6 separate regions of the Mus musculus genome follow, and all the other regions are linked to region 1. A link is a loop called in an ENCODE intact Hi-C map of the cell type or tissue named here. Cell type or tissue: heart. All regions are shown on one strand. Each heading gives the region's core, and the rest is flanking DNA. Links, peaks and the distances in the headings are about the cores only.

Region 1 (5,160 bases), core at 639-4,638:
TCAGTTGGATTTCCCGATTCTAAAATGACTCTAGTTTTTGCCACGTTGAAATAAAACTAGCACGCACGGGGCTGGAGAGATGGCTCAGCGGTTAAGAGCACTGACAGCTCTTCCAAAGGTCCTGAGTTCAATTCCCAGCAACCACATGGTGGCTCACAACCATCTGTTATGAGATCTGGCGCTCTCTGCTGGAGTGTCTGAAGACAACTACAGTGTACTTACATATAATAAATACATCTTTAAAAAAAACAAACAAAAAACAAGCAGCACGCACAGCCTTCAAGAGGTTGATTGCTCTGTCTTTCTCATGTCTATCACATTCACTCAATGCAGACACAGTGGCCATCCTTACTGGTTCGTGAACCGTCCAGGTTCCTTCTCACCCCAGGCCTTTGTCCTTGTTACTCGAGAATGCCTAGGCTTAAACTCAGGGTCCTGTGCCTGCCAGGCAAGCATCCCTCTACCGAGCTCTATCTCTAGACCCACGTATTTGCTGCTGCTTCTGCTGAGTTCTTCTTCCCAGAGACCTTTGCGTCGTTAGTTCTCATTACAAGTGAGATCTTAGCTCAAGTCTTATGCTTTCTGGGACCCCTTCTCTCGGGTCACTCTCTAGTTCTCCTCATCAGTGGCCCCAATTTTCCTTCTTCAGATATGGCATAGTCTCATATCTACCTATTTGCTCACACACTTCCTCTGGTGTCCTCCTTAGAACATGAGAATCAGGAAGGCAAGTAAGCAGTTAATGGTCACTACTGTACGGGCAGAGGTCTCTGTTGCCTATAACAGTGATCCATCAACTTGTGCTGAGTGAACGAGCCCAGGTGTTCAGGAGAACCTAGCAGAGGTGGGGAAGTCCTCCGTGAGAAATGACTCATATATGGGTGGGCTCCTCAGGGGCTCTTCTGGTGAAACTCAGAGTCCGGGGCCACAAGGAGAAGTGGCCAGATTGGGGAGGTTGGGCACAGCGGGCACTAGGACCCGGCGCGGCGCGCGGCAGGCGGGGAAGCTCTTGGCGCTCCAGCAGCCCGGCTGCGGCCACTTGTGCGATCCCGCCGCCCCGCGCGCCATGAGCCGCAGGTTCACGGTCACCTCGCTGCCCCCCGCAGCGTCCGCCGCCTCCGCTGACCCAGAGTCCCGCCGGCATTCGGTGGCCGATCCCCGCCGGCTCCCGAGGGAAGACGTCAAAGGTAGAGGCCGCGGGGGGGGGGGGGGGGGCGGGACAGCTGGGGGCGGGGCGAGAGGGCGGGGCCACTGCAGAGTGGGGCGGGGCCTGGGTTGGGCGAGGGGGCTGCAGGGAGCGGACAGTAGTGCGGCCCCAAGGACTTGGGGCGCCCTAGAGGGAAGGGCGAGGGGGCGTGACCGGATCCTGGTGGGCGGGGCCACAGGGGAGCAAGTAGGGTCAGGAAAAGAGCCTGGGCAGGGGCTAGGGAGGAAGGGGCGAGCTGGAGGCTGAGGGCCTGGGTCTGGGTCTGGAGGGAAGTAGGCCCAAGCATTAAGGAGGTGGGGACCTTGAGGAGAGGGAGTGGGACCAAGGAGCGGGGACTATGAGATTGGGGTGTCCAGAGCTGCGGTGAAGCAGGCCTAGGTCGATTTGGGGGGCCAAACAGAACGGATTGGGCTGGGAGGATCAAAGGAGGACCAGGTTGGGTGGGTGGGGTCGCTGAGGCAGAAGCTACGTTAACGGATCCTTGATGCCCAGCGGATTCTCTAGTCTTCTGTCTCTTCTTAGAGAGTCGGAATGCCTGGGTATCCCCTAAAGGAGACCGCAGACAGGGAAATTAGTTTGAATCGTAGGCAGTTAGGTCTGGGAAGGATGTCAAAGGACCCAGTCCCAGTCCTTGGGCATTCATCTCCGTCTGAGGGAGGAGCTAGCTGAGCTGGAGATGGGGGTGCAGAGTTCAGTGATCTTGTAATGAAGTCACACTCAGCTACACTGGAGAGGGCCAAGGGATCCTTCTGGCTCTCTGAAAAGAAGTGACATCCTGGTTACAGAAACAATCCCCTCTGCAAGGGTCACTTCCAGGGTTTTCCCCTCGTCCTAGCTCTGTGCCATTCTCCTTTGGAAGGAGAGAGGGTCGAATAGGCTTGGAGCGGCCCCAAGGCCGGGAAAAGATGAGAGAGAGAGAGAGAGAGAGAGAGAGAGAGAGAGAGAGTTAGTTCCCTGGTCGCTAGGGGTCGCTCATGAGCCGCGGGTGAGCTCGCATTGCCTGGAGCTAACAAGCCTGTTTTGGGGGGTTTCCTTCAGATGGTTCCTCAAGGTATGGACAACTCCAGGTCTGGACTCCCGCAGGTTCCAGTCAGGTGACCCAACCACCTCACGGATTGTGAACACTCGGGGTTCTTCCTGCTCTCCCTCTTTGCTGTCACTTCCCTTGTTTCTCCTTTAAAAAAAATGGCTCATCAAACGGCTCAGAATCAAAAATTTCAATACCTCATCACTGTTTTCTCTTCTCATCAAATCCAATCGTTTCTCGTGATTTGGCCACTGACCTTCAAAACTGATCCAGAGTTCTGTTACATTTCTCCTCTTTGGTCACCACCCACCCTCCTGGTCCAAGCCTGTAATGTTGCTCACACATCCAGGGCCACAGCCTCCTCTCTGCTCTCCCGGCGGCCAGCCAGGTCTACCCATCCCACACTAAGATGTCCATCACTATCGGATAAAGGCCAAACCCTTCAGCCTGTCGTTCAGTTTCCTTCTTCATCTGCATCTGGTATGTCTCATCCTGCTTACCCCACCCCCACCCTGCCCCACTTCCACAAGCTGGGAAAACTCCAGCTCATTCTGTAAGTTCTAGCTCTCGTCCCACTGCTTCTGCTATCCCTTTCACTTTCCCTTGCTCCCAGGAAGAGGCCATCATTCCCCTTCAGCCTGTCCATCAGAGCACATTTCCAGAGGATGCTGGTTCAAGCACATTAAAGACAGAGGCCGTGTCTCTTTCTCTCTGTGTTCTCAATTCTAGGCCCAAAGCCTAGCAGTGAGTGACCAGTGCTCATCAGAGTATGTGGCTCTAAATCTTCTCCGTCTCCTCCATGTTTGCCACCTCTCCTCCTGTTCCTCAGACCTTGGCCAGGGAATAAGATGTTGGGGACTCGTGTCCCAAGGTGATGGCTCAGTTTTTCCGTTTTACACCCTCCAAACACCTGCACCACTGAAGTAAAATATAGACCTGGAATTTGACTGTCCAAATTGTATGTGGGAAGTGTGTGGAACGTTGTGTGCCTGTGGTTGGGGCTGTGTGCGCATGTCTTGATGTGACTATCTCTCGGCAGCTTGCGTGGCCTGTCAGGTACTCAGTGAGTTCTTACATGACACACTGTCCTGCCAGTGTGTGTGACAGCCATGGCAGTGTGTCTGTTTCCCTGTTTGCATCCTTGAGGTCACTCAGAGTCCCCTTTTGCCATGATTTGGGTGACTTCCTTACCACTCAAGCCCTCAGATGACCTCAAGCACATCCCGCATGAAGGTCACTGAACTGAGAATTAGATGAACACTCCCCGGGGGACTTAGCATCTGCTATCTTTTCCACAGCTGCTTTTGTGTCAGTCTTTAGACATAAGAGTCAGTCAGTCAGCAGCCCAAAGAGATGCTCTCCCCACCTCTGTCTCCAGGCCCAACGGGAGCGGTGACAGCATGTATAAGGCCGGGAGTGCCAATGGGGAGAGCTTGGCAAACCACACGTGTTGTGAGCATCCTGTTTTACAGTGGGCCCAGGAGATAGGATTTGCCCCTTGGCGTGTCACCTGCTATATGGCCTCCAGGAATGAAGAGGGCAGGTGAGCGGCTGAGCCTTGAGTGCACCATTAACCCTGGACTATATATACTCACATGCTTCAGCTGCCTCTCTGGGTCCAGGGAAGGAAGGTTGATGGTGACCTCCTGGGACAGAAGTAGAAATGGGACAAAGTCTTGCATCTCTGAGCCAAGCCCATATCCTTTCACTTACACCCCCTGCTTTGACTTTTCAGGGGAGCCTGGACAATGGAAAGGAACCCTGGGGCTGGCCAGGCTCACAGAAATTGGGGTGTGCCTTTATGGAGGAGGGATGAAGCAAGACCGTAAGATGGGCTCCACATGCTCTGGGCCAAGCTCTATGGTATCATCTCAGACACACTGCTTTCTCTCCCTGGGCCTCAGTTTACCTGTCTGTAGCATAGAGTAGAAAGAGTCCTTCCTCCAATAATAGTAGTGATGGTGAGTTTGTGGTGGTAGTCCCACCTGTAATCCCAGGTGCCTAAGGCAGTCCAGCCCTTGGTAATAAAGACCCTGGTTCCAAGTCCAACCAAACCAAACCCTCCAAGCAGACAACAGAAAAATCAAGGGAGAGGTTTGGGTGATCTTTAAGGGTGGGGCTCCCTAGGACTCAGATCTCATGTTTCAGTCTCTCTATCTGTAAATTGGGAAGAATGATGGTGTGTGTGTGTGTGTGTGTGTGTGTGTGTGTGTGTGTGTGTGTGTGTGTGTGAGAGAGAGAGAGAGAGAGAGGTGCTGGATACCTCTGCCCAATTGGTTTCTTCAGTTTCAATCAAGACTCAGAACCTCACTGCCCACCTCAGCCCAAGGTGAGCCCTAGGAATCTCCATGACAACAAACTGGTTATGAACAGGGCTGCAGTTGCCATGGCGACAGGTCTCTCTCTCTCTCTCTCTCTCTCTCTCTCTCTCTCTCTCTCTCTCTCTCTCTCCTCTCTCTCTCCCTTCCCCCTCCCTCTATTTCACATCCCCCTCTCTCCCCTCCTCTCTTCTCAATGAACCAGAGCTATCTGCAGGCCCCAGCTTTCCCAGACGGGGTGAGGGGAGGGCTCAGTTACTCGAGAAGGGGTCCAGATTGGGAAATTGGGAAGATAGGCTGAGTCTGCAGGGGAATAGGGGGCTGTTGGGGTGCTGTTGCCATGGTGACGGGGCTGCAGCCTGTTAATTAAGCCCCCGGTTGCCACGGAGACGGTGGTGGTTGACGTGCTCTGCGGCAAGCCCTGTGTGTGTGGGGTGTGCTATGCACTGGACTCAACTCACTGCTGGGATCTGGGTCTGGAGGAGAGAGCATGGAGGAAGGGTGGAGAGAGGTCTTGGGTGGAGCCTTAGCTCTGTGACAGGAGGTGGGTAGGTCATGGGGTAATAAGAATGGGGAGTGAGGGAGCTGAATTGGAATACTCTGCCTGT
Region 2 (5,160 bases), core at 654-4,653, 400 kb after region 1:
GGCACACAGGTGAAAGGATCTTTTGCTAAAGCAGACACGTGAAAGACAGTTTTCCTGAAGCAGACACACGTGAAACGATGTTTGGATAGAGCAGACATGCGAGAGGACCCTTGATGAAGGAGTGAGTATAAATATGACCCCACCCACAGACACTCTTGATGAAGGAGTATAAATACGACCCCACGGACAATGGGGGACGAGCACTGAGCATCGGTTTGATTTGTTCTGTCTCGCTATTCTTCACTAAAGTCACGCATGTATTGGTACATGTCTTTAGTGAAGACCTTACATAGTGCTGTTGAGCTCAACTTATGCTAACACCACCACTGAGAGACACTCACCCGAGAACTGCTTGTGAGGCTCCTGCGGCAGCTTGCTGCTTCTGCAGCCTTGCCTTAGGCCGGTTAGGAAGCCTGGCAGTTTCTTCAGGATTGACCTACAGCTGCTGGTTGGTGCCTGGTATCTTCCTGCAGAAAGGACTGGTCTGTAGCTGCTGGTTCATGCCTGGTATCTGCTGGTCTGCAGCGGCTGAGTCGTATTTGGTATTTGCTACAGGACTGAACCCAAGAAGATCAAGTTCGTCCCCAAAGAACTACAGCTGAACAGGTCCACTTCCCCCAGATCTTAACAATTTTTCTCTTCCACGACCTCTGCTGGGTGGTGGGCTATTGGAGAGACTGAACTCTTACTAAAAGTAAGTTGCAAAAAAAATTATGCCTACATATCTCAGCAGTATCCAAAACTGCAAGGAGGGAATTGTCCACAAAGAACCGGAAGATTGGAGAAGCAGAGGCAGTAGTAACCAGTACAGAAAACTCATAGGCCCTGAGGCCCAAGAAGGGACTGGAAGCAGGGCTTTGGGTCTGCAGTGGTGCTCAGAAATGACAAGCCCAAGAATGAGTGGCTTTCTAGGGTTTGTGTCACACAGCTCGCTCTTCTGCTCTTGCGTCTTGAGAGAGAAGCAAGGGCGTCCCAGGCTTGTTGTCCTCACAGAGGAGCACAGGGCCGGGCTGTGGGCATGTCAGAAATTTCTATTAGTTTCTGGCAGACAGTGAGTGGGTGGCAGGTACCCCAGGCACCTGTTGCCACCCCACAGACACAGACTGAGCAGCGCCTCAGATCTCCTTATAGAACCCAGCAAGGCCTTTTAGCTTAGAAAGCGCAGAGGCTGGGGGTTGACCAGAGCTGTGATCAGCAGACAGACTGCCAGACTTCTGGGCAGATCCTCAGCCCTGAGGGTTAATATTCAGGGTCGTTCCCTAGAATGCGCAGGGTACTGTCCCCTGGAGTCTGAGACCTTCAGAGCCAGTCAGGAGCTGGGCACTGTGCAGAGCGCCCTGATGCGGCACGATTTTCTTCTGGGTGATTCTGGGGGAATAGTAAATCCCACTCTCTGTCAGAGGAGGGGTCCCCTGGAGTTTGTCTCCCTGTCTCAATCTATACAGTCTGAAGACAACATCCTAAGGCATCTCCCATCATCTCGCGTGAAAGGCCTCAGGCCAGGCCCTATCCCATGGGAAAGATCAGGAGCGGAGCCTCAGCTCCAGGTAGCAGAGCAAATGCAGACAGCCACCCGGGTAGCTGCAGCACAGAAGACGGAAAAGACCTGTGACATGAGAATAAGAGAGAATCAAGGTCCGAAAAGCAAGCTGGGGAAGGGGCTCACAGGCCGCAGAACCAATGCAATGTGAGTGAGAAACTGATGATAAGCCAGGGAAGATGGGAATGGCTGTAAGCATCAAAGAGAGGGGCTGGAGAGATGGCTCAGAGAGCACTGGGTGATCTTCCAGAGGTCCCAAGTTCAATTCCCAGCACCCAATATGGTGGCTCATAACTGTCTATAATGGGATCTAGTGCCCCCTTCTGGCCTGCAGGCATACATGCAGGCAGCATGCTGTATACATGCTGAGAGGGCTGGGGCGGAGCGCCTGCGTATAGTCCGTATATAAGGCCTTGGATTCACTCACCAATACTGGGGACAATAGAGATTGAAGGAAAATAAAGTTGGGCCGGGGAGATGGCTCGGTGGGCAAGACACTTGTCTCCAAGCTTGAGAACCAGAACCAGAAGCTGGAAGGAGAGAACGGAGTCCGAGACTTCTGACCTGCATTTGCACACAGTGGCACGTGCACTGCCCCTCCCCCCAAAGCGAAAGAACAGAAAGCCGGATGGACGGCCCTCTTAGTGGCCAGCCATAGACGGAAGCTCAGAATGGGGAGACAGCATGAAAGGGTGGAGGCATTGTGGCTGGAGGGGTGGCTTGGGTCGGATTCCCAAGTGGCTAGGACAGAGAGGAAGGTGGGAAGATCAAGTGCAGGGGGACCTGGAGAGTCCCCAGGAAGGGGGCGGGATTTCTCTCTGTGAAGACAGACAGGAGCCAAGTGGGCAGGCATGATGGCCTGGTTACATATGACACCAGAGGACAAATGAGAAAGAGGATGTAGTCACTAAGTCACCAGTGCCACCCACTTGTTCTCTCCCAGTGCCCGTGATACTGCAGACTGCCTTTCTCAGTAGTCAGAGGGCTTCGACCCAGACTCCGTGCGCTATTCCCTTAGTCATAGGACTGAGCGGTACACCGGACTTCAGACAACCCAGGTTCAGAGGACAGACGAGCAGTAACCCTATGCGGTGTGTTTCTCTGCCTCCATCCAAACTCAGCAGAATCCCAAAGAGAACAAAACTCATCGCCAGGTAGTGGTGGCAGACAGAAAGATCACGAGCGCTGTCGTGCCCCAGGGGTGTGCAGGCAATATGCTTTCGGTCTCACACAAAGCCACCTATGGTGGGTACCAAGCCCAAGAACTCTCGATGCCCCGAAGGACAGCTGATGCAGGCTGTGGCCATCTCGGGTGAGGCCATAAAACCAACCACTGAACGCAGACCGCCTGCTCTTCCTCAGGCGGCGCTGTGCCGCCAGAGCCAGCGGCCAGCAGAGGGCGCCTCAAACTCCCTCGCCATCTAAGAGGGGCTCGGCTCCCAGTGGCATCCAAGAAGCAAAAACTCAAGATTTTAAAGTCTTAGCATGTGGGCAAGCTAGAACACGAAAAGGTGAAAATTAGCTCTCAGAACTTGTGCTTGAGGTGGGCGCCATATAACCAAACAGCTAAGGTGCAGCCTTGGGATTATTTCAGCTGAAAAGATGATCTAACTGTCGGTAGCTCTCAGGAAAAGGATGTGATAAGTGTATGCTCAATAATGCTGTCAGAATCATATGGGGTACTCCAGGGAGAGATGTTAATGGCTACTGGAACAAGACACATAACCCTAAACTGTACATCATACTCTAGATGGAGCCAGTGAGCTGGCTCAGTGGGAAAGGGAGTTTGTCCCCGAGCCTGACCTCCTGAATTTGATCCCCATAACCCACAGGGTGAGAAGAGAACTAACTTCCACACGTTTTCCTCCATCGTCCACAGGAACACTGTGGTATGCACACGCTCCTCCCCCCCCCCACATAAATAAATAAAGTCAAAAATAATGGTATCACAACTGATCAACTATTAGAACTTTGTCATTCTGCGCCCTAAATAGGAATACAAGGATTACCAGAAAATGGATGTCAAATTCAAGATTACTACTGTTACGGTAGCTAGACGGCACGCTACAAACTCTTAGAATGTGTGTTCTATAAGGGAAGGCTAGAGTGGAAAGGGAAGATTGTGCAGATGGTTTGCATAAAGCGGATTCCCACCAGAGCCGTGACCATCCACGGGACGTCACTGCAAGAGAAACAGACAGTGAAATCATGATGCAAGGGAAGTGAGTATATTACTGAATGACTGACAGGGGACCATGGCTACAGATTGACTGAAAGGGAACATAGGTACCAAAAATGCAAAGAACCCAGCTGGCAATTCTCCCGAGTTGTGTTCATGTCCCTGTGTTCTGGGAGAGTTGCAGAGGCAGTGGGAGAGGGAAGGGACAGAACCACCAAGGTCCTCAGAGCCTTGCTAGAAATCCACTTGTATGTGCTGACAAATGACCATGTGGGAGACGATGTCACCCAGTTCTTCAGAAAGGCAGGTAGATGAAGGCTCAGGGAGGGGACAATCAACACCTGGAGCTCAGAGAAAGCAGCGTTCTACCAGGGAGCCAGCCCTGGCCTCTTGCTGGCCTTTCACAGTGACCAGGGCCTCTTTGGATTTAACAGCAAACAAACATGCACAGCACGGAGTGAAGCTGGGAAAGAGCCGGCTAAGCAAATGGTTAGAGCACAGGATGACGTCAGGCCTCAGATCATTGGCGTGTCCTGATGTCTGGGGTTTACTGTTAAGAATTGAGTGTATCGGTATACTCAGAGCTGTTTCCAGCACTCAGGAGGCAGAGGCAGGAGGATGTAACATTGGAACCCGGCCTGAGCTACACAGAAGAACTCTGCTTCAAACAAACAAACAAACAGTACAAAAATAAACAAATGAATAAAGAAACATTTTATAAAGGAAGATGAAGGAGAAAGAATATGGATATGTGTTTAAGTGCATATACATGTATGAATGTCTGCACACATGCATGTACATATGTATGACTATATACATGCTGGGGTTGGGGGGGACGACAGACAATAAAGCTGTCTCTCACTATAGTATTTTCAACTTTCGTATGTTTTGAGTATTTCTGTAATAAATGGTGTAAATCAATTTATAGGTTTTGTTTTGCTTTAAGACTAGGTCTCACTGTGTTGCCCTGGCTGGTCTAGAACTCTCTACACAGACCAGGCTGGTTTCAAACTCAGAGCTCCATCTACCTCTTCATCCCAGGTTGCTGAGGTTAAAGGTGTGAGTCCTTGAACCTAGTCTGTGTGAAATAATGAAGATGTTGCAAATATCTGTTCATTTACCTTTCTACATAGACTTTAACTCTCCTTAACACCCTAACTCAAATTACGAATTTTTAAAAAGAATTTCCTTCTTGTTCTGTGCATGTGTGTATATGGGGACATGTGTGGGAGTGCCCCAGGAGCCCAGAAGACATCAGGTCCCCTGGAGCTGGAGTTATGGGTGACTGGAGCTGCTTGATGCGGGCGCTCAGAAACAAACTCAGGTCTTCAGCAAGAGCAGCGCGTGCTATTCCATCTCTCAAATCCCAACTCAAAGGATCTATGCTGCTGGCAACGGGGTCAGTGCTTTAAGTCAGATCTGTCATTTCAGTATCTCCAAA
Region 3 (5,160 bases), core at 348-4,347, 310 kb after region 1:
CCAACGAAACTGTAAATAACCATGGGAACAGCAGGCAAGCTCATTGGTTGCTCTGATGCTGGGGGAAGGGGCCTGGCTGATGTCAGGGCTGTGTGGCTAGCGGGCAGGCAGAGGTTGGACTGGCAACTCATGGCTGGCAGTGGGGGATGGGAACCTGCCTGTTTTACTGAACAAATTATTTCAAAATTACAACTAGCACTATTCACACTTAAAACAAACAAACAAACAAACAAAAAATCCCATTTTTATAGCACTTAGGGAGGGGTATGTATGAGTAATGCCCCACACTATGGTAGTCAGAGGACAATCTGTGGAGATGCTGTCTCCTTCCTCCATGTGGGGCCCAGGGATCAAACTCAAGTTTCTGGCTTAGTGGCAAGCACTTTTTTTTTTTTTGCCTACAGTGCCATCACTCCACTCCTGGAAATTCCTCCATGAAAGGAACACCCGTTAAGAGGCTCTTGGCTGTAACCCCTAAATGTGGGGACTCCTCTTCCTTGTCACCTGGGTAGGTTGTGGCTTCCTCAATCTGGATACCGACTGCTAATAACTGTGTGTCCAGCACTGTGAGTGGATTTCCATACATCTCTCTGTCTCCACAGTTGCTCAGGAGATAGCGCTATCCCATTTATGGGTAAAGAAACAGACTTGGGTATGTGTGGGGTGGGTGTGTGTGTGTAATCAGCAACATGCCCACTGGGGCAGAGAAAAATGGAGGACGTCTAGATCCTCGGCCTCTGTGAGGTTCGTTTCCTCAGCCAAGTTGAAATAGGTCCACAAATTCTAGCTGGACCGGGCCACCTGGCATTAAATAACTTATATGGAGGGTCAGAGAGTGGCCCCTGTCCTCCCCACCCCTGCTCGCTTTCCCTGGGCTAGGACAAAGGACTCTGCCTTCAAGTGCAGCTGTCTGCCACGTGGCCAACACTCCCTGGATGGCTTCCCCTGGAAGGATGATCCAGGATCCTCCATCCTCAGGGCTTTTGCAATAGGATGCTGGCAGGTACCATGGGGCAAATTCTCCTGGCTCCAGGCAACTCCTCTCAGGCCACCGGGATCTTTACAGCACAGGAAAAAACAGATGGAGATGATCCCCTGAGCCCCAAGGGTAGAGAGGGTACCAGAATTAAAGATGCAGGTATACCAGGCTCTCAGCAAACCCCTGGCTTGTTCTTGTCAGCACACCAACCACAAACGTCCTAGTATATTGGGGTCATTAACCTTCCTCCCACTGTGGGCTCCTGGGAGAGGTGGTGGGCACATAAGCACTTAAAACCCAGACCTAGGTCAACCCCCCCCCTCCGCCCCCCTTCCGCTGCTGCAGCAGCCCTGGAGCTGGGGACAACTGTACAGCCTCAGAGAGACCAGTCACATCCTCAGCTTCCTTCAACCTGGGCAAACGCTGAGTTGCCATGGTGATGCTGCAGCCCCCAAGATGCAGTGGCTGCAGACAGCATGGGTGGTTGGAGGGCTCAGGGCTGAGGGTGGACAGTCTAGACCAGGAGGCCAGGCAACTGGGTGGGCCGGGTGGGGGAGGAGGAAAGGGAGGCCTCCTCTAGGCCTGGCTGGTAATTGCTGCTAAGTGAGGGGCTGTCATTGAACCCAACATGTGAGCGGTGAGGACCCACTCCGCACCCTGTAATTACTGCACCAGACAGCAGTGCCAGATTGTGTCCTGGAGAGGGGGGCGGGGCAGAGCAGACAGGAAGCTCTCATCCACCTGAGCCAGCGGGCTGTGTGCGGCTCTCTCCCTCATAGGCAGCCACCTCAGCCCCTCCTGGCCTGTCTCTTCCCACATCATTGAGTTGGAACAAGAGCATTCTATAATCCTGCCCTCTGAGCTCGCAGAACCCAAGACAGGCAGGGGCCGGATAAGGTAGCTCTCTGGAGTGTGGGGGTTGGCAGGGAATCAGGTCTCAAAGCTGATCATAGTTCCAGTCCCTTTGAGGTTGGCTGCTCCTGGGCCTCAGTCTCCCCGCCAGACTCTAAACTCACAGGGATCCCTCTACAGCAGGGGTGGGCAAGAACTCATTTTGGAAACCAGATTTTACTGGGATGTAGCCACACCCCCTTTGTGTCTGTGCCATGCAAGGCTTCTTTCCTGCTTCAAGTTGCAACAGACACCATATGGCCCTCAATGGAAATATTTACTATTTGTCCCCTCTACAAGTTTGGAGTCCGGCTCATGTTCTGGGCATAGCCAATGCAGCTCGAGTCGCTCCAATTCCACTCAGAGCCCCTCCTGGGTCTTTGCCCAAAGCCACACAGACATCACCGCACAGTCAGGCACCCTCTGCTGCCAGGGTTTGGGCAGGGGTGGCAGCAGGCAGGGCTGGAACCACAGTGTAGGCAAATGGCGCCACCTGCTGTGAGTGCCTGAAGCACGTCTCCGGTCAAGCCTCCTGGGCCAGCAGCACCTGGGCCAAGGCAGAGGAGAACCAGCCCCGAGGACGGTGTCAGGCCACAAGAGGGCTCAGCCCTGTGGCATGACCTTAGAGAAGGGCACAAGTTGGCCCAGAGCCGGTAAATTCTTCTTTTTCTAAGTCTTGGTCTCTTGGTTCTTGACAGTACTTTAAGAATATATAACACTGAATCTGTAACATTTTCCAGAAAGCCTGAGCTAGACATTATTCCCTTTTTAAAAAGGGATTACGCCTTTAAAAAGCAGACACACAACCTACAGCACAGAGAAACTAAGTTATCCGCTTAAGGTCACACAGTACAAGGCAGAGCCGGAATGCAAATCTGGGCTGAGGCACTGGTAGTCTCCAGAGGCTGGTACTGAGCAAACACTCATTTATTTCCTGCGGTGGGTCCATGGTGTGGCCCCAAGGATGGGGCCTGGGGCACAAACAGGAGCATGGGCTACAGAAGGCGGAGCGGAGGACAAGGCCCCAGGCAGGGAACGGAGGAGAGGCCAGGCCCCAGGGCTCTCCCTGCTCTCATGCCTTAGGCAACACTGGGCTGTGGAGAGGAAATCATTATTTCAACTATAAATAAATCTACTCTCTGAGGAAGCTGCAGTCCAGGTGATGAGGCCTAGTCTCTCCATGACTCCTTTCCTGATACCCCACAGTCCGAATCTGAGAGACTACCTCATCTCTCACGTTCACCTTGGCTCTCAGAACCAGAACAATGGTGGAGACAGGCCACTGGCTCCCTTCACTGACAGCTCAGGTCCTATGTGAGCCTGGCATTCGCTTTTTGGGACCAAGCTCCACAGGGAAGAGCCGGAGGCTCAGAGTCCTTGCAGGAAGCTCTGAGGCCACCACTTGCAGCGGCTCTGAGAAACCGGCTGGGCTGCTGGACCTGGCCAAGATCTGCCAGCAGGGATGACCACAGAGTGGCCTGCTTTGCTGCTCCTGGGCTGGTCACTGTTGTCCCTGGGTCACAAAATATTCCTCTTCCCCGTCCTCTTCCTCCTGCTGGCTACTCCGGAGCAGCAGTTCCAGGTCAGCGCTGGAGCCCAGGCTCTTCAGGGGCTTGGGGCCACCATCACCTTGGGGTAGACACGTCACAGTTACTGACCTAGTAAACTTCTCTGGGGATGGCCCTTATATCCTCCCAGGGTGGTAGCACCACCTGGCACATGAGCTACAGCAACAGCTGGCAATTGGTGGCTAGATGGTGGGAGGGGCAGTCAGTAACACTAAGCCATGGGGAGGAGGCCACAGTACCTCTGGAATGTAGAGCCTTGAGGGCCACATGCAGGGAGATGCCAGAGAGGCAGAGGGCAAAGCCCAGCCAGTTCAGGAGGCTGATCTGGTCGCCCAGCAGGTGAGCTGCCAACAGCAGGGTGCAGACTTCCTGTGGGTAAAGGCAGACCATGGGTCAGAAGCTGACTCTGTGGCCAGGAAGGCGGGGCTCTGTGTACACTGAGGCCAAAGCCAGACCACTTGGTGTGACAGGCAGAGGTGGGGACCTCTGTACCCAGACCACCAGCCTGCAGACCTGTTGTTACTGAGATGCATGCCTCTCAGCAAAAACTGAATGCCAACCAACCCCCAGACTGCGGCACACGTGCCCCCAACAGTAAGGGAGTCGGCTGTTGCTAGGCACCCACAGATGGACAGCTCTCAGCATGGCGTTAAGACAGGTCTCTCCTCATCAGAGCTAGAAGATGCTTAACACCCAAATGTTTGCTTTGGGTGTCACTGCTCCGGCATGGGGTCTACCTGACCAGGCTCCTCCATAGACATGACCTGTGCACCCAGCCCTCAGTGCTGGGACTCTGCACAGATCAGCATTCAGTGCTCCAGGCTACTGCCATGTAACTCAAGCTGCCAGTCAGGCCCAAGGTAGGCCCACTGCAGGCCTGGCGGTGTGAGGCCTGGCCTGCGTCCTCAGAGCTACGTGCTGGTGAGAAGTGACACTGGCTCAGCTCCACAGGGGACAATGACATCACATCCTGCATCCCTCAGGGGGCTCCTTCCAGGGCAGGTCTGGGGTGGCTGCCCAGTGTGTACCTTAAAGATGCCAGCGATGGAGAGTGTGAGGCTTGACGTTCTGGAGACCAGGAGGAACTCGGAGAAGCCCAAACCGAAGGCCAGAATCCCACCGAGGAGGAGGCTCCCAAGCACCCACAGGAGCAGCCCTGTGTCCTGGAAGCGGAAGATCTTCTCAGAGGTGGACAAGTGGAGACCTGAAAGCAGCAAGGGGAGAGTGGGAGGCTGGGGCCTGCGCAGCCCTCCTGGCCCTACTCAACAGCTACCATGTTTCTTCAGCATGGTATCGCGGGGTGGGGAGTGCGGCTAGCTGATTATCTGAGGTAGGAGAAAGAAGGGGGGCTTTGAAATAGTCCCCCACAGATGGCCTGAGACTCAGGGACCAAGGTGGCTACTACAGAGCCCAGGGCAATGCGTGTCCATTATCAGAACAGGAGGAATTGTACCTGTGGACTCTGGTGGAGGCTGACTGTATACAGATACAAAATGTACAGATGTAGGGCCCTCACCTTTAGATGACATGCATGTTAGATGACGTGCATGTCAGTATACATGTACACGTGTATACACACACACACACACACACACACACACACACACAGAGCCTTATGCTCTACCACCCATCTATACAGCCCAGCCCACATCTGGGTCTTGCTACTATAAAGCTATGTATGGACTGTGGTGGAGATGGCCCCCTTTGGCTGTGGGTTTCCCT
Region 4 (5,160 bases), core at 469-4,468, 150 kb after region 1:
TGATGTGAGCACATGAGCTGGGTGTGAATTCAGGCTCCTGTCGTCTGAGCATCCTTACCATTCAAAGTGAGCAAAGCCGAAGGCTCCTTAGTCCAGACCTCAAGATCTTTCCATAGCCTTCCCTGCCTCCTCCTCCTCCTCCTCCTCCTCCTCCTCCTCCTCCTCCTCCTCCTCCTCCTCATGGTGAGTCAGCTCGGGGGGATCACCCTCCTTGTGGGAAACAGCCTCATGCTGCAACCTACCCAACCCAGCCTTTGCAGATGCTAGTGTAGCCCCTTGGGATGCCCCCGCATGCTGGCCCACCTCATCAATCTCAAGGTCATGCTTCAAGATGCAGCAGGCCCCAGGAATTATCCAGGCTTCTTCCTGTACTGGGCACATGTGTGTGTGTGTGTGTGTGTGTGTGTGTGTGTATGTATGTGTGTGTATGTGTGTGTGTGTGTGTGTGTCTTGTTCTGCTCAGCCTGCTTTCTCAAAGCTGTGGTTAGAATGATTCCTGTCTTTGTCTCCTGGGTCTTGAGCTCCTAGAAAGCAGAAACTACTTTCTGGGGCCAGCAAGATGACTCACTGGGTAAAACTGCTTGGCCACCTGAGTTGGGTCCTCAAACCAACTATGGAAGAGGAGAACCAACTCCCCAAAGCTTTGCTCTTTCCACATGGGATGTGGCACACACACACACACAAATGTGTACACACAACAACAACAACAACAAGCTAACTAGATATATCTGTAGCTGGGGGCATGCCTTTGCTGTGAGCCTATTTCCTTGTCTCTGAAGTAGGGCATGGTGGCACTCAGGGCACACAGGCTGCCTCTAGACCATTTCTATGGACCTTGGTGACATGGAGAGAAGGAGTGGGAGTTCCTTGGGAGGGTGACAGACAAGGAAGGGCCAAGCAGCATTTACTGAACACTTTGTACATGCCAGGGAGACACTGGGATTGGACTGAGCACCCACTTCACAGCTAAACAAACTGAGGTGGTGGCCAGCTATGAAGAGCTGGGATTCATCCCAGTTCGTGTGGAGTCACTGATTCTTCCCAAAGAGCCTAGGATGGAAGATGGAAGGCAGCCATTGTCCTCCAGACTCCCAGGTAGCCTAGACTGTCCTCCCGTTCATGAAGTAGCTGAAGGTGTCTTTGAACTTCTGATCCTCTTGTCTTTCCTTCTTAAGCACTGTGACAAGAGGAGTCTATCATGGCGGTCCACCTGTGCAGTGCTTGGGATGGAACCCGGGGCTCTGTGCACCACAGGCAATGCTCTACCCAGGGAGCCACACATCCCCACCCTTGTTTTTTTGTTTTTTTGTTTTGTTTGTTTTTTTGAGACATTGTTTCCCGTGTAGTTCTGACTGGCCTGGATTTCACTAAGTAATCTAGGCAGACCTCAAACTCGTGGCAATCCTTCTGCCTCAGCCTCCCAAGTTCTGAGATCACAGGTCTGTGCCGCTATCTATACCCATTGCAGGAGAGACTTACACTGGAGTCTATAAAGCAGCAGTTTTCAGCCTGTGGGTCACAACCTGTACAGGGATCGCATATCAGATATTTACACTATGATTCATAACAGTAGCAAAATTACAGTTATGAAGCAGCAACGAAAATAATTTTATGGTTGGGGGTCACCACAACATGTATTAAAAGGTCGCAGCATTAGGAGGGTTGAGAAACACTGCTACGGAGGGAAAGACTCCAGGTCCCACAACAGAGACGCGATGTCACCGCTGAGGATTCTTCTCCTCCCAGGCTCATCCTGTCTGAGCATTCTTGCTGGGGGGCTTATTCTGATGTAGCCTGAGGGGCAGAAAGATTCTATAATCGCTGGGCACATCTACTTCCCACTCAGAGGAGGACCAGGGCCTGACAGCTGGGACCAGTTCTTGTCTCCTTGGAAATGTTGGGAGGAGGCTGATTGGTTCTGGGGTGAGGGAGTGAGCGCAGTCACGTGGGGTCAGTCACACAGCCGCTAGTAACCACAAGGATAACGGTTGTAACAAAGGCGAGCATTTATTGAACACCTACTCTGTGCCAGGCACCGCCCAACAACTTGACACATGAACCCTTTTGATCCTCTCAAATCTTCGAGGTAGGTGCTGTTATCAACCTCATTTGACAGATGAGGAAACTGAGGCCCAGAGAAATGACATGACGTGCCCAAGGCCAGACAGCCGGTCAGTGCCAGAGGCTCCACCACTTGCTGCCTGGGTGTCCCTGAGCAAGTCACATCCACTTCTCTGGGGGAGCTTCCCCATCTGACACCTTCAAGACTCCACCTCATAGCTTTTCCAACAATGCAGTTGGTCTCCAGGTAGCTCTCAGCACACAGTAGGTGCTTAGTAAATGACCAGCCCTTCCTTCATCTTTAATTGGATGCCAGAAAGCCTTGGGGTGGGCATGGCAGCAGCGCCCTCCTCTGCTTTCCCCTCCCATTGTCCTTTCCCAGAGCCGGGTTCCCCTACCGTGGTCCTGTCCAACCCCAGATCCGCACAGGCCAGGTTCCCCTCCTTTTTCCTGACATTGGTCATCACTGCCGCGCCCCTGAGTCTTCCGCAAGATACACCCCTGGGAACGTGTCGCGGAGCAGGGACCCTGCAGATCCCCTCCCGTCGGGCTGCGCTGCCCGACTGGGCAGGCTGGGGCTAGGAGGCCGGGGCCTCGTCGTCCCCGCGGTGGCCGGCGTAGAGCGCGGCCAGCGGTCGGAAGCGCGGGCCCCAGGCGCGGAGAAAGGCGAAGTCCTGCTCCGAGCCGGTCGAGCCGCTGTGCAGCGAGCTGAGCGAGGCGGCCGGCGAGCCCGCGCCCTCGAACGCGTAGGTCTGGAAGGCGTCGTAGGGAGGCACCGATAGGTCCGCGTCCGCCAGCGCCACCTTGCGGCTGATGAAGTCCCTGAACACCGAGAAGTCCGGCTCGGGGCTCGACGGCCCCCGAGGCAGCGAGTGGCGCTCAGAAGAGGAAGCAGCCTGCGGGGGACTGGCCGCGCCCCCGCCCGGGTCGCCACCCTTGAGCTCCCCAAAATCGTAGAGGCTCCGTAGCGCTGACATGTCATAGGCCTCGGTGTCCTGCTCGCCGCCGCCCTCGTCGTTGTATTTGATCACATTGTCCCGCATGTCTTCATCCACGTCTGAGCTCAGATGGCTCTTGTGGTGCCGCCTGAGAGTGAGGATCAGCAGAGCAAGAACTGTGGGGGTGGGGTGGGGTGGGATAGGAGACATAGGGACACAGAGTGAGGGCTGAGCCCAGCGTAGGGTACTGCCTGGACCCCCCTCCAGCCCCCAACCTGACGGCTGAGCTTCAGTGATGCAGAGCGGTGCTAAGGATTGTCACCCAATTTGAGGGCCAGAATTAACCCTTGAGTCTCCATCCTCAGTTCTAGGCGCTGGAAGGGTGAAGGCACCAGGCCCAAGAAGGACGAAACCCTCTGTCCCTGCCCTCCTCTGTCCCCCGTCGCCCCTCCCCCCCCCCGGACGTCTGTGCTTCCTATTTCTTGTCTCAGATCAGGACCCTCAGGGTTCTCTCTGTGAGATTTCTACCCAGGCGACCCCACTCCAGGTCCCCACGGGAAGGATTCCATTGGTTCTCGGTGTGGCCTCGTCACCAGTAGCAGCTGCAGGGAATCCTTGACAACTGTGGGTCCTCAGTGGGTCCTAGATCTGCCTCTGGGACTTCCCTTTTCTTATCTCAGCCACAGGCTGGGTCTTGCCAAGTTAACCCCAGTGAATATCCTCTGGGGCCTGGAAAATGTCTCCCTAGCCTCATGCCTGGCATGGAAAAGCACGGGATGTGTGCTTGCTGAATGGAGTGAATGAATGAATGAATGAATGAATGAAGAGTTGCCTGGAGACCCAACTGAGGGGGGTAGTGAATGAATGACCTACTCTCTGTGCTTCTGTCTTTCTTCATCTGCCTTCAGGACTTCCTGTTTCTCTCCTCCTCCTCCTCCCTCCTTCCTAACACTGTATTCTGTCATCCAGCCAGGTTCTCCTTCCTGCTTCCCCAGCTCCCAAGGACCTACTCCCTTATAACATTCCCTCTTTTGGCACTCTTCTGCACGCCGTGGCTTTAGCTTCCCTCCGCCAATAACTCCAGCATCTTTCACCCCTGAAATCCAGGTACATTCAACTTCCAGTCCCCTCGGTTGACCAAGAGAACCTCAAACTCCATACGTTTAAAGTTAAAATAATCTTTCTCTTTCCCACTACCCCCCTCCCTCCACCAAGGCCCAGAGAATGTGATGGAAAGGGGGCAAAGAAGAATGTCAGAGCTGGAGGGCGGGGAGGGGTGCCGGGGAATGCAGGCTTCTGGACCCACAGCTCTGTGAAGAGCTCCACACGGTCAAGCCAGTCAATAGCCCGGCAAGGATAGGGGAGGGGCCAACAAGGTCCCACCCTCAACCCTAAAGTCATTGGCTGATTGGTGGAAACTGAAAGGAGTCATTTTTATTCAGGGGTGTGGCCACTGGTGGGCTAACCACGCCCAGTACACAGCCACGCTCCAGTGTATGGCCTCGCTCTGGTGCACGCTCTGGCAGCGCTAGTGGAACTCCGTGAGCTATAAAGAAGACACAAAGAGGACCTGAGGTGGGAAGGATACACGTAGGAAAGGTCTGGGGGCCTGGGGGTGGCCACGATCAAGATACATTGTATACATGTATGAAATCAATAATAATTTTAAATTTCATTTTATTTTGTGCGTGTGGGTGTTTTGCCTGCCTGTATGTCTCTGTACCACGTATGTGCTCAACGCTCATGGAGGCCAGAAGAGGAACCAGATCCCCTGCAACTGGAGCTACAGATGGGTGTGAGCTGCCACGTGTGTGCTGGGAATTGAACTCGGGTCTTCTGGAAGAGTAGTCAGTGTTCTTAACTGCTGAGCCATCTCTTAAGCCCCAAGAAAGAATTAAAGAAACAAACAAACAACTTTGCTCAGTGGTAAATCCTATTGTGGAAACAGCCTAGTACCTGAGAGGGATTTGCTGGATGGGTGGATGGACACACGAATGGACAGACACATGCCAAGCGCCGTGGCAGCAATTAGATGTTTCTTGCTGCTCCAGACAGATCCAGCCAGGCCTGTGGTCAGGGCCAGCTGTGAGGGCCACAGCACAGGGTAGGAGCTCACCACCTAACATGGTAGCTTACAACAGGGAAGGACGTGGGGGCTGGG
Region 5 (5,160 bases), core at 772-4,771, 110 kb after region 1:
CCATCATGTGCACACATCATACACACATCATGTACATGCACACCCACAATAGTGATAAATAAAAGTTTAAATATGTTTCTAGGGCTGGGGAGGTGGCACTTGCTGTTCTGACAGAGGACCTGGGTTCAGTTTCCTGAGCCCATGTCATTGCAGTATAAAACTGTCCATGACTCCAGCTCCTGGTGATCTGATATCTCTGCTGGCGCTAGGCACATACATGATGCACGTACATACCTCTAGCACTTTCTGATATACATAAATAAAAATAGATACAAATTAAAAGACATTAAAAAAAAAAGTAAGAAGATAGCTGGGGGTGGGGCTCAGTGGTGGAGCAGTTGTCCAGCATGCTGAGGTCCTGGGTTAGACCCCCACACTTGCCTAGCATATGTGAGGTCCTGGGTTAGACCCCCACACTTGCCTAGCATATGTAAGGTCCTGGGTTAGACCCCCACACTTGTCCAGGATATATGAGGTCCTGGGTTAGACCCCCACACTTGCCTAGTATATGTGAGGTCCTGGGTTAGACCCCCACACTTGTCCAGGATATGTGAGGTCCTGGGTTAGACCAGTGCCACAAAGTAAAAAAGAAAATAAAAGTGCAGTCTCTTTGCTTTTTCTCAAGATTGCCTTTTTGTCTTGGAAAGGCGTGAGTGGATGGAGTGTGAAAAGCACTTGAGTTCATGTGTAACATTTAAGAAGACATCGAGAAGGGACAGTAAGCAAGAGAAAACATTTTGAGATGATGCTAGAAAAACCAAAAACACTTTTAATAAATCTGAAACCAAAAAACATGTTGATGCACAACATAGCAAAATTTTAAATTAAGTAAGAGCTGGGCTGGCGAGATGGCTCAGCGGGTAAGAGCACTGACTGCTCTTCCAGAGGTCCTGAGTTCAAATCCCAGCAACCACATGGTGGCTCACAACCACCCATAATGAGATCTGATGCCCTCTTCTGGTGTGTCTGAAGTCAGCTACAGTGTACTTACATATAATAATAAATAAATCTTTAAAAAGTAAGAGCTGACCTTGCCAGACTCGAGACCCTGCCTACCTTCTTCATCCTAACCTTGGCCCTGGTTCCAATACAAGTTTATCTAAAAGCCAGGTAGCCACCTATGGACCTGTGTTTGTTTCACTGGTGTCTGCCTCCCGACCCATGAGCTGGGTGTGGTGGTACAGGCATGAGAGCCCCAAGTTTAAGGCCAGCCTGAACCACTTAGTGAGACCCTGTCTCAAAGAAGACTTACCTTCATGACAGTGTGTGTGTGTGTGTGTGTGTGTGTGTGTATACACACCCCTTGCCTCTAAGAGTACCTGCCTTTTGGTCTTTTCATTTGTCACTTAGAATAGCAGTGCAGACACAGAGATACTTTGTTTCTCTCCGCCATACTTCCATAGCAGATGTAACAATTTGGGGGCTAGTGTAGGGAGGGGTAAAGCAGGCAGGCAGGCTGTCCCTTCAAGACACAGCTGACGAACACACCAGATGGGAAGTTGGCTCACTGGGGGCTTCTCATTCCAACTGCAATCTCCCAGAGCTAGAGACTGCTCAAAGGGTAGGAGTATTTACTATGCAAGCATGAGCTAGGTGTGGCCACACCACATGTGACTGTGACCTTAATACCATGTGTAGGGGGGTGGCACTAGAAGGAGAATTGTAGGGTGTTGCCTCCCAGACTAGCTCCAGGCTCAAGAGACTCTGTCTCAGCAGAAGGTGCAATATGGTGGATCAGGACACCAGCACCCTCCTTTGGCCTCTGCATGTGTGCACAGATGCACACATCTAAACACATACCAGGCCCACATACACCGTACCCCACCACCACACAAAGATGGACTCTCTCAATTTATAAACACTGGCAAATACCATAAAGCGTTTTAAAAGTTCCCCTAGTGACCACATTACCCACAATGCTACTGCTTAAAAGCTCTGACCTGGATTCTGGGAGTGTACAGATGCTTTGGGCAAGGAGTGGGAGCACCTGCCAGTGAGAGCACCTGCCAGTGGGAGCACACTCCATTGGGAGCACCCGCCAGTGGGAGCATCTGCCAGTGGGGTCCACTCAAGTCTGTTTCTCCAGGTTTAAAGTCCCGGATGCGAGCCCTGCTGGTCATTCCTGTCGTGATGGGCATCCTCATCACCATTTTCGGGGTGTTTCTCTATATCAGTGAGTGCTCAGGAGAGGAAAGGGAGGGAGGGTTCAGCCCTGTCGAACCAGCCTCCTGACTCACCCTCGCAATGTCCCACACCCCTTCTTCTTCTCACTAGAAAAGGTGGTCAAGAAACCAAAGGATAATGAGGTAAGCCATCCCTGAGGGAGAGATGCTGGAAAGAGTGACTGGTGGGCAGGGAGGGAGGCTCACGGCGTAGGGAGACAGACTCAGTAAGCAGAGAGCTTGTATTGGATCCTTGAGTGTGGACCCATGGAAAAGGCCCATTACACCCACGCTGGTGGGGGCGGGGAGAGGGGGGGAGGATGGACACAGGGATCTTAGGAGCTTGCTAGCCAACCATGGGCTACTCCAGGTTCCAAGAGAAACCCTGACTCGGAAAATAAGGGTTAAGAGTGCAAGAAGACACAAGATGTTGACCTCTAGCCTCTAATAATGTGTACATGGGTGTGTGGACCCTCTACGCCATGAGCATACACCCAATACCACGCCACACTCCGCGCGCGCACATGCGCGCACACACATGCCCAAACAGGTTTAGGGTCCGTTCCCTGGAACATATAGGTGGGCTACTCGCACCCCCACCCAGCCCTGCTCTCAGTCTCCATCGCTTCCTCCTACTCAACTACTTCCCCTTAGGGCAGAGCTGGGCACCACTGGCAGAGAAACTCTGGCTGTGCTTTCCTCCAGCCTTGAATGCTGGGGATGGGAGTCGGCGGCGGGGGGTGGGGGTGGGGGGTGGGGGTGGGTGGATCCCGCCTTCAGGGGCCAGTAGGTGGAACCAAAGGGGCAGTTTCTCCTGCTGGTCTGCAGTGGCTCTGGAAATTTCCTGCCAAATTTCATGTGTCCAGCAGGGGGCAGAAGGCATCCAAGAAATCAGTTTTGGTACACCCCCATCCTCCCACCCCATTGGAAAGGACTTGAAGGAGGGATTCTATTCCTCAGAGGCAGGGTGGCTCTGTGGCTAGAGGTGACATTGGACCTTATACCTTGACTCCCCAGATCTTACCCCCTGCGGCTCGACGGCAAGATCCCCAGGAGATGGAAGATTATCCCGGTCATAACACCGCTGCTCCAGTGCAGGAGACGCTGCACGGGTGTCAGCCTGTCACACAGGAGGATGGTAAAGAGAGTCGCATCTCAGTGCAGGAGCGGCAGGTGACAGACAGCATAGCCTTGAGGCCCCTGGTCTGAACCCTGGAACTGCTTTGGAGGCGATGGCTCGGCTCGGGAGCAGGGGCCTGGCTCTGAGGACTGCTTGCTGACCTTTGAAGTTTGAGATGAGCCAAGACAGAGCCCAGTGCAGCTAACTCTCATGCCTGCCCCCTATCATTTCTCAACTTGCTTTTTAAGGATGGAGGGAGAGCTCGGGCATCGGGGGTCCACAGTGATACCTACCAAGTGCAGCAGTGCAGGACCCAGAGTCGTCTTGCTGCGGCGTTCACTGTAAGGAGTCATGGACACAGGAGTCCGTGGCCCACAGCTTGTGCTGCTAGAGGGCACCTGGTTGCCCATCAGCAGGGTACTGGCTAAATAAATCTGTAATTATTTATACAATGACATCTCAGAAACTCTAGCAGGTGGGGCAGAAAACAGGTAGTAGAATGATGGGTAGAGAAATAGCTTTTAAAACACATTCCAAGGCAGGTAAGATGGCTTTTGTGAGTAAAGGAGCTTGCTGCCCAAACCCGGTTACCTGATTTTGATCCCTGGGACTTCATGGTAAAAGGGAGAGAACCAAATCCAGAGGGTTGTCATTTGACCTCCATGTGTGCTCTGTGGTAATGTACCCCGTGTGTGCACATGTGCACATATCCTAAAATGGATGTGGTGGTGTATTGTAGAAATTATTTAATCCCGCCCTGGGGTTTCTACCTGTGTGTTACCATTTAGTTCTTGAATAAAAGACACACTCAACCTTTATATTTACAATAAGCCTTAAACAGCACAAGAACTGGGCACCTGCCTACCCTGTATGCTATTTGAATCTACTTTCCTATTGATAACCCCCAGTTATTACTTACTACTTACTATGTTTCATCGGGGCTGCTCTTATCTCCTATTGGCCAGCCCCAGGTCCATGTTCTCTTAAACTCTCCTAATCCATGGTGGCTTCTCTTTCCTCCATTCACCTCTTCTCTCTCTTGGTTCTCTTCTAACGCCAAGCCCAGGAATACTAAGCCCCACCTATGTCTCTTCTGTCTAGCTATTGGCTGCTGGCATCTTTATTTACCAATCAGAAATAACTTGGGGTCACTTGGGGGGGTTGTCTACAGTACAGACTCCAGGTCTTGGGGCCACAAACCCATTACAATACAGAGCAAGATCAAACCTCAACAGTGGTGCATGCCTGTAACCCTAGCACTCAGGAGGAAGAGGACTAGGAGTTCAAGGCTAGCCTTGGATATATAGTTAACTCAAGGTCAGCCTGGGCTACATGATTGTCTTAGTTGGGGTTTTATTGCTGTAAACAGACACCATGAGCAAGGCAACTCTTAAAAGGACAACATTTAATTGGGGCTGGCTTACAGGTTCAGAGGTTCAGTCCATTATCCTCAAGGCAGGAACATGGCAGCATCCAGGCAGGCATGGTGCAGGAGGACCTGAGAGTTCTATATCTTCATCTGAAGGCTGCTAGGCTGAAGCTGACTTCCAGACAGCTAGGGTGAGGGTCTTAAAGCCCACACCCACAGTGACACACCTACTCCAACAAGGCCACACATCCTAATAGTGCCACTCCCTGGGCCTAGCATTTACAAACCATCACAATGATACTGTCTCAAAAACAAACATTAAAGAGCAACAACTTCTCCCAACAACCCGAACCATACACACAAAGCCACACATCCTTCAAACAGTTTTTATATACGATATGACAGTATGTAAGCAGGCTGCATATTATATTTGAATACAGTATGTATAGATATGGAAGGAAAGCTAAGATACCATGAATGCCTGTGTGGGTAAAACAAAGCATTGAAAA
Region 6 (5,160 bases), core at 394-4,393, 520 kb after region 1:
CAAGTCCATGTTTCCCAAAATCCCTACATGACCAAGCAAGGCAGCAGGTGCTGGAGACAAGGTGGCCCCTCAGGCCTGTAAGTTATCTTCTCGGGCTCATATTCTTTGGACTTCAGGTAGCCACAGTGGCCCTTTCAGTGAGTAGTAAGCAGAGGCCTACTTGCATGTGCTGTGAGACAGGGAACAGGGCTGGGATAAAGCCAAATGGCAGAGGACAAGTTCCTTCCCCACCTGCCTCGGCACACCATCATTTTCCTCTCTCTTCTTGACTCCTTACCTTTGCTGTGGCCTCGTGGCCTCAAGAAGGCTGCTGAGCTGCCAGACATCACCACGTTTAAAAAGCAGGAACTGTTGCCAGGCTTGGTGACACATACTTTTGATTCCAGCATTGAGGAGGCAGAGGCAGGCAGATCTCTATGGGTTCAAGGCCAGTGTCTGCTAACAATGAGTTCCAAGACAGCCAGAGCTACATGGTAACACCTTGTCTCACACCCTGACCCTCCAAAATAAATAATAAAAGTAGAAATTGTTAAGGGGTGTGTGTTGGGGGTTTGGACAGGGAGAAAGTTCTCATTCCACTCTCCTATCAGGGACAAATCTCCCAAAGAAGGCATCTTTGCCCTGGTGCTTCACATAGAACTCCTCTATCAAGAACTAGCCTGGTTGGAGAGATGGCTCAGTGGTTAAGAGCACCGACTGCTCTTCCAGAGGTCCTGAGTTCAATTCCCAGCAACCACATGATGGCTCACAGCCATCTGTAATGGAATCCGATGTCCTCTTCTGGCGTCTCAGTGTACTCATATACATAAAATAAATAAAATCTAGATTCTGAATATAAGAAAATAAAAAAGAAAGTTAAAAAAAAACTAGCCTGAACCTCTCCTAATGAATTCCTAGACACATGGTGTGTTGTGCAGTAGCAATGGGGTTGACTCTGTAGGTTGTCAAGAGGAAAGCTGACTCAACTCTGTCATCTGGAACATATCGAAAGCTGTCTCCTGCCTTCCCAGCATGCACTTCTAGCTTTCCTCTTGGCATCCCTTGCTTTTCCTCAGTTAGAAATGCAGATTCTCTGGCAACGAGGGAAGCAGGAACTAGCCTCGTTACTCAGTCTACAGTGGGCTGCCACAGCCTGTCTTCAGTCTCCATAAACAATACCACTTGAATGGCTTCATGACAGTGCTTGCTCACTGTGGTGTGCCTAGCCTTGTGGCCATGTCCCACCTGAATGGTGACATCTGTGTCTGTAGTGCTCTGTGACTCAGCTCCCCTTCAAGGAAGGACTGGAGTTTCAGGGAGGGACAGCAGCTTCTGGCTGTCAAGCATGGGGGCATGGGTCTCCTTGCCCATGCCCCTGCTCCACCTCAGGGAGGCCCACTGGAGACTCTGTGATGTGGGATACCAAAGGCCTGGCCACCCTGTCCCATCATGGGACATTTCTGACAGCCATCTGGCTGCATAGCTTTGGGGCTGGCTGAGGGTTGCTGGCCCATCTCCTGGCTCATCTCTTGCCTCTGCAAGCCTCTCTCTCCCATTACCTCCTGTACAGCTTGACTCAGGGTCTGCCTCCTGGGACCTGAGCCAAGACTGCTTACAGCAGCACCACAGGGGGCACCCAGCCTGCCCTCTTTCCAGATGAGGACAGAGGTACAGGAGGGGCTCCAGGCCCGCAGCTACAAGCAGAGAGACATGGATAAAAAGCCAGCGAACTTCCACACATTGGAGTAGCACGGCGTTGAAAAGGGTCCAGCAAGATGGTCCGACAGGTTAACCTGCCTGCTGCCAAGTCTGAAAACCCAAGTTCAATAGCAAGGATGCACATGGTGGAAGGAGTGTCAACTCCCACAGGCTCTACATGCAGTGGTACATGTAAATTTAAAAAAATTTTTTTTCCAAAGTGTGTCCCTCTGCCTGCTGAGTCTGGAGGAATGCAGAGCCAGGCAGCAGGAAGCCCCAGGAGGAAGTCCTAGTGTTCAGCACTAGTCAGGGCCCCAGGACAGACAATGGGATTTCCCCATTGCTGGGAATGCCCCGTGGTCCAGCCAAAGTGCTCACCCAACACCTACGGGAGGGCCAAGCGAAGAGGATGGGTGAGAGGTTGGGGCAGAAAGAGCAATCTGCCTCACGTGTGGTACTGAGTGGTCACTGAAGTGTCTGCCAGGGTGGAAGCCAGAAGTGGCGTCCACTCGCTGTGAGCTGAGGAGCAGGCTCAAGAAGGGGAGAGAATGGCAAGCTGGGCAGGAGAGAAGGAAATGAGGGAGGGAGGGAGGAGGGGAGAGAGGGACAGGAAAGCTTTTCTCCACCTCTACCTGTCCCAGAGTGACGGTGACAGGCGACCTCTGGTGGCACAAGGCAGACACTGCCTTGGTGTCAGATGCCTTGAATCAGACTTTAGCTGCTGGTGAGGGGCTGCTCCATCAGGGCTGGGGGGACAGCAACACTGTGACTGGGAAGGCAGTGAGGTGCTGGCCTGAGTGCAGGGTCAATCAAGTGCTGAAACCCTCACTAGCTAGGACAGATAATTTAACCTTTAAAAATAAAATTGGGAGCCAGGCATGGTGATGCATGCCTTGAACTCAGACCAGCACATGGGAGACAGAGGCAGGTTAATCTGTGTTTGAGGACAGCCTGATCTCCTTAATAACAAGTTCCAAGTCTGCTAAAACACACACACACACACACACACACACACACACACACACACACACACACACACACACACACACACGTATGTATGTATGTATGTGATGGCTTGTATATGCTCGGCCCATAGAGTAGTACTTTTAGAAGGTGTGGCCTTGCTGGAGTAGGTGTGTCACTATGGGAGTGGGCTTTAAGACCCTCATCCTAGCTGCCTGGAAATCAGTATTCTGCTAGCAGCCTTCAGATGAAGATGTAGAACTCTCAGCTCCTCCTGCACCATGCCTGCCTGGATGCTGCCATGTTCACACATTGATGATAATGGACTGAACCTCTGAACCTGTAAGCCAGCCCCAATTAAATGTTGTTCTTATGAGAGCTGCCTTGGTCATGATGTCTCTTTACAGCAGTAAAACCCTAATATACATGTGTATATGTATATATATTCTCTTAAAAATCAAATTGGCAAAGCATGGCTCACATCAGCTCTTAGCTGCCTCTTTTTGTAAAGCTCAGTAGCAGAATCAGCTCTTACTTTTGATGTCACATCTCACACCCCACCCCCACCTTCACAAGGGGGGAGGGCTTCCCTGTCCTGTACAGTAGTGTTCTGTGGACATGGCCTGCTCATCTTGTACTTACCAGCATACCTTTGAGGCACACACCATTCACTACTCATGGCCCCACGGACTGCTTGCAAATGTAGTTACAGTAGAGGAGAGAGTGGCCAGGGTCCTCTCAGGGCTGGGCATGTATCCGTGTTGTGTTTTACTTCCCTAGCCCTATCCAGACTCAGACTTTAAGCCCTGCTCCATTTCTCTGCACCTGCTACCTCCTGTAACATGCTTTCATATGTGCAAAGATCTTAGTGATTCTCAACTGGGCTGGTAGTGTCAAACCTGGGGTATGAGTCCCAGCCACCATTTCCAGTGGCCCTAGGACATATTTCCCTAATGGACTGGGCTTTGCACCAAGTTGCCAGAGCTATTGTCTCATCCTAGCAAAACACTTCTTGCTCTCACATAGACTGAGGACCTGGAGCTGCAAAGGTCCCCTGTGCCCTTTGTGAGACTCCATCCCTGGCAAGCTCCCTTCCCATCACAGGCAAGGACTGGGTGCAGATGGGTAACACTCCTGCTGGGGGGCGTTACTAGGCTCATCATCTCTCTCGTACCTGCAAAGATGTGCCCTCAGTGCTACTGCTACCAATAGGCCACACCTCACCAAGTCCACCCAGACCAGGGACTTCACTGCATGCCCACTGCTGCTTCCTCCCCAGCCACTGTCACCAAAGGGTGGATGTAGTAGCAGCCCGTGGATATCAAGTGTCTCGCTTCCTCTCTTCCCCACAGCTCTTTGTATGCCAGCAACCAACGCACCCACAAAAGGATAAAACTTTTACCGCTGAAAATCCTAGGAGGCTTACAAAGGAAACCATCTTGATAGGGGACCCTGCATGAACTGGCCTTCCCCAGCCTCCTCACCCATTTTCTGCATTGTGGAACTGGCCTTGTCCCCCAGGACTTTTCACCAACTTCGCATGACCATGCGGCCCTAGAATCCCTCCCTAGGCTCCAGAACCTCGGGTTTGCTTTACACCTTCCCTCGACACAAGACGGTCATGCATTCTGTCCTACAGGCAAAGCACGGTTCCCTGCTCCTCTTGAGTGTCAGGGCCAGCACTGTGAACACTAGGGATCTAATGTATGTGTGTATCAGACAGTCATCTCCTCAGGCAACTAACTGTCCTTTCTGTACGTGAGGAAACTGAGGGTAGGCCTTCTCCATTATGTTGATGGTAACGCCGGCTCCCCTGGCCCTTAGAAGTCATTGAAAATGTTATACAAATCGGTGTCTTATAAAGTCAGTCATATTGGATGCTTCAGTTCTTGTCGGGTCAGTAGGGTATGGTGGCTCACACATGCAAACTCAGTACCGGGAGGCTGAGACATGCTTGAGATAGTTTTGAACATTTCACAAAAGCACTGAAACTCATGGAAAGAGCGCTGGCTCTGGAGTCCTGAGAGGGCATCTCTTGCTCCCCGTGAGACCTAGGCCAGCTCCTTGTACAGCCCACCACTCACAGTGAAGACATCCCAAGGACTGCTTTATTGCTGGCTATGAAAACTCCTGGCACAGAACCTGGCATACACTGAGCAAAGCAGGCAATATTAATCTGTACTAGTGACATCCACCTGGGAAGGGACATCTTCACCCTCTCCTGGCCATCTGTCACAGCAGGCCACTCAGGTGGCAGCAGCTGTGGTGAATGGAACAGTCCTGGTCCTGTTAGAACTCAGTTTTCAGACTCAGTCCACCCAGATTATCAACCTCATCACACGCTCCCTCACCATCTCTGCTGAGAGACAACCCAGCTCCCTTCTCTACCCACATGAGCTTCACGACCTATGGCTACAGAGCAGCAAAAACTCAGTGTTCCAGGTCTCCGAAAACTGTTCTTTTTCAAAAGATTTATTTATGCAGATGAGTGCTCTATCTGCATGTAACCCTGCAAGCCGG

What was found. Peaks named below come from ENCODE experiments on the same cell type or tissue, not always from the same donor. Only the 100,000 strongest peaks of a DNase experiment are listed, where the experiment ranks them.
Region 2: a loop joins it to region 1, with 4 times the contacts of the local background. A loop is called at or near these places in 8 of 42 quality-filtered maps.
Region 3: a loop joins it to region 1, with 3.0 times the contacts of the local background. A loop is called at or near these places in 17 of 42 quality-filtered maps.
Region 4: a loop joins it to region 1, with 5 times the contacts of the local background. A loop is called at or near these places in 6 of 42 quality-filtered maps.
Region 5: it touches region 1 in a loop (6-fold over the local background); 12 of 42 quality-filtered maps call a loop at or near these places.
Region 6: it touches region 1 in a loop (2.3-fold over the local background); 2 of 42 quality-filtered maps call a loop at or near these places.

The regions. Positions count from the first base shown.
Region 1 is chr2:164,959,817-164,964,976 of GRCm38, forward strand. It overlaps a transcript of Slc12a5 not described here. Among named protein-coding and RNA genes, the nearest start is that of Slc12a5, 5.6 kb to the right of the region's middle. In heart, for the core only: a CTCF peak has its summit at 2,174; a DNase peak (open chromatin) is centred at 1,085; H3K4me3 peaks cover 1,223 bases; H3K27ac peaks cover 1,057 bases; H3K27me3 peaks cover 2,605 bases.
Region 2 is chr2:165,361,608-165,366,767 of GRCm38, forward strand. Zfp663 (zinc finger protein 663) reads right to left here. Exons shown (of 6, transcript NM_001379474.1): 2 at 342-557. Among named protein-coding and RNA genes, the nearest start is that of Gm29831, 3.0 kb to the right of the region's middle. In heart, for the core only: a CTCF peak has its summit at 2,931 (motif pointing right); no DNase peak of the experiment used is centred there; H3K4me3 peaks cover 395 bases; H3K27me3 peaks cover 2,471 bases.
Region 3 is chr2:165,273,775-165,278,934 of GRCm38, forward strand. It overlaps Slc35c2 (solute carrier family 35, member C2), which reads right to left. Exons shown (of 10, transcript NM_144893.2): 8 at 4,467-4,642; 9 at 3,678-3,807; 10 at 2,748-3,499. The coding sequence ends at 3,372. Among named protein-coding and RNA genes, the nearest start is that of Slc35c2, 11 kb to the right of the region's middle. In heart, for the core only: a CTCF peak has its summit at 2,359 (motif pointing left); a DNase peak (open chromatin) is centred at 2,329; H3K27me3 peaks cover 366 bases.
Region 4 is chr2:165,109,519-165,114,678 of GRCm38, forward strand. It overlaps Cdh22 (cadherin 22), which reads right to left. Exons shown (of 12, transcript NM_174988.3): 12 at 1,989-3,175. The coding sequence ends at 2,640. Among named protein-coding and RNA genes, the nearest start is that of Gm36690, 6.4 kb to the left of the region's middle. In heart, for the core only: a CTCF peak has its summit at 2,872 (motif pointing left); a DNase peak (open chromatin) is centred at 2,793; H3K4me3 peaks cover 768 bases; H3K27ac peaks cover 456 bases; H3K27me3 peaks cover 3,896 bases.
Region 5 is chr2:165,067,543-165,072,702 of GRCm38, forward strand. It overlaps Cd40 (CD40 antigen), which reads left to right. Exons shown (of 9, transcript NM_011611.2): 7 at 2,087-2,173; 8 at 2,275-2,306; 9 at 3,180-4,112. The coding sequence ends at 3,371. Among named protein-coding and RNA genes, the nearest start is that of Cd40, 14 kb to the left of the region's middle. In heart, for the core only: a CTCF peak has its summit at 3,047 (motif pointing right); a DNase peak (open chromatin) is centred at 3,029; H3K4me3 peaks cover 437 bases; H3K27me3 peaks cover 2,470 bases.
Region 6 is chr2:165,485,016-165,490,175 of GRCm38, forward strand. Trp53rka (transformation related protein 53 regulating kinase A) reads right to left here. Exons shown (of 2, transcript NM_001007581.1): 2 at 5,097-5,160. Among named protein-coding and RNA genes, the nearest start is that of Trp53rka, 5.7 kb to the right of the region's middle. In heart, for the core only: a CTCF peak has its summit at 2,348 (motif pointing left); DNase peaks (open chromatin) are centred at 2,011 and 2,405.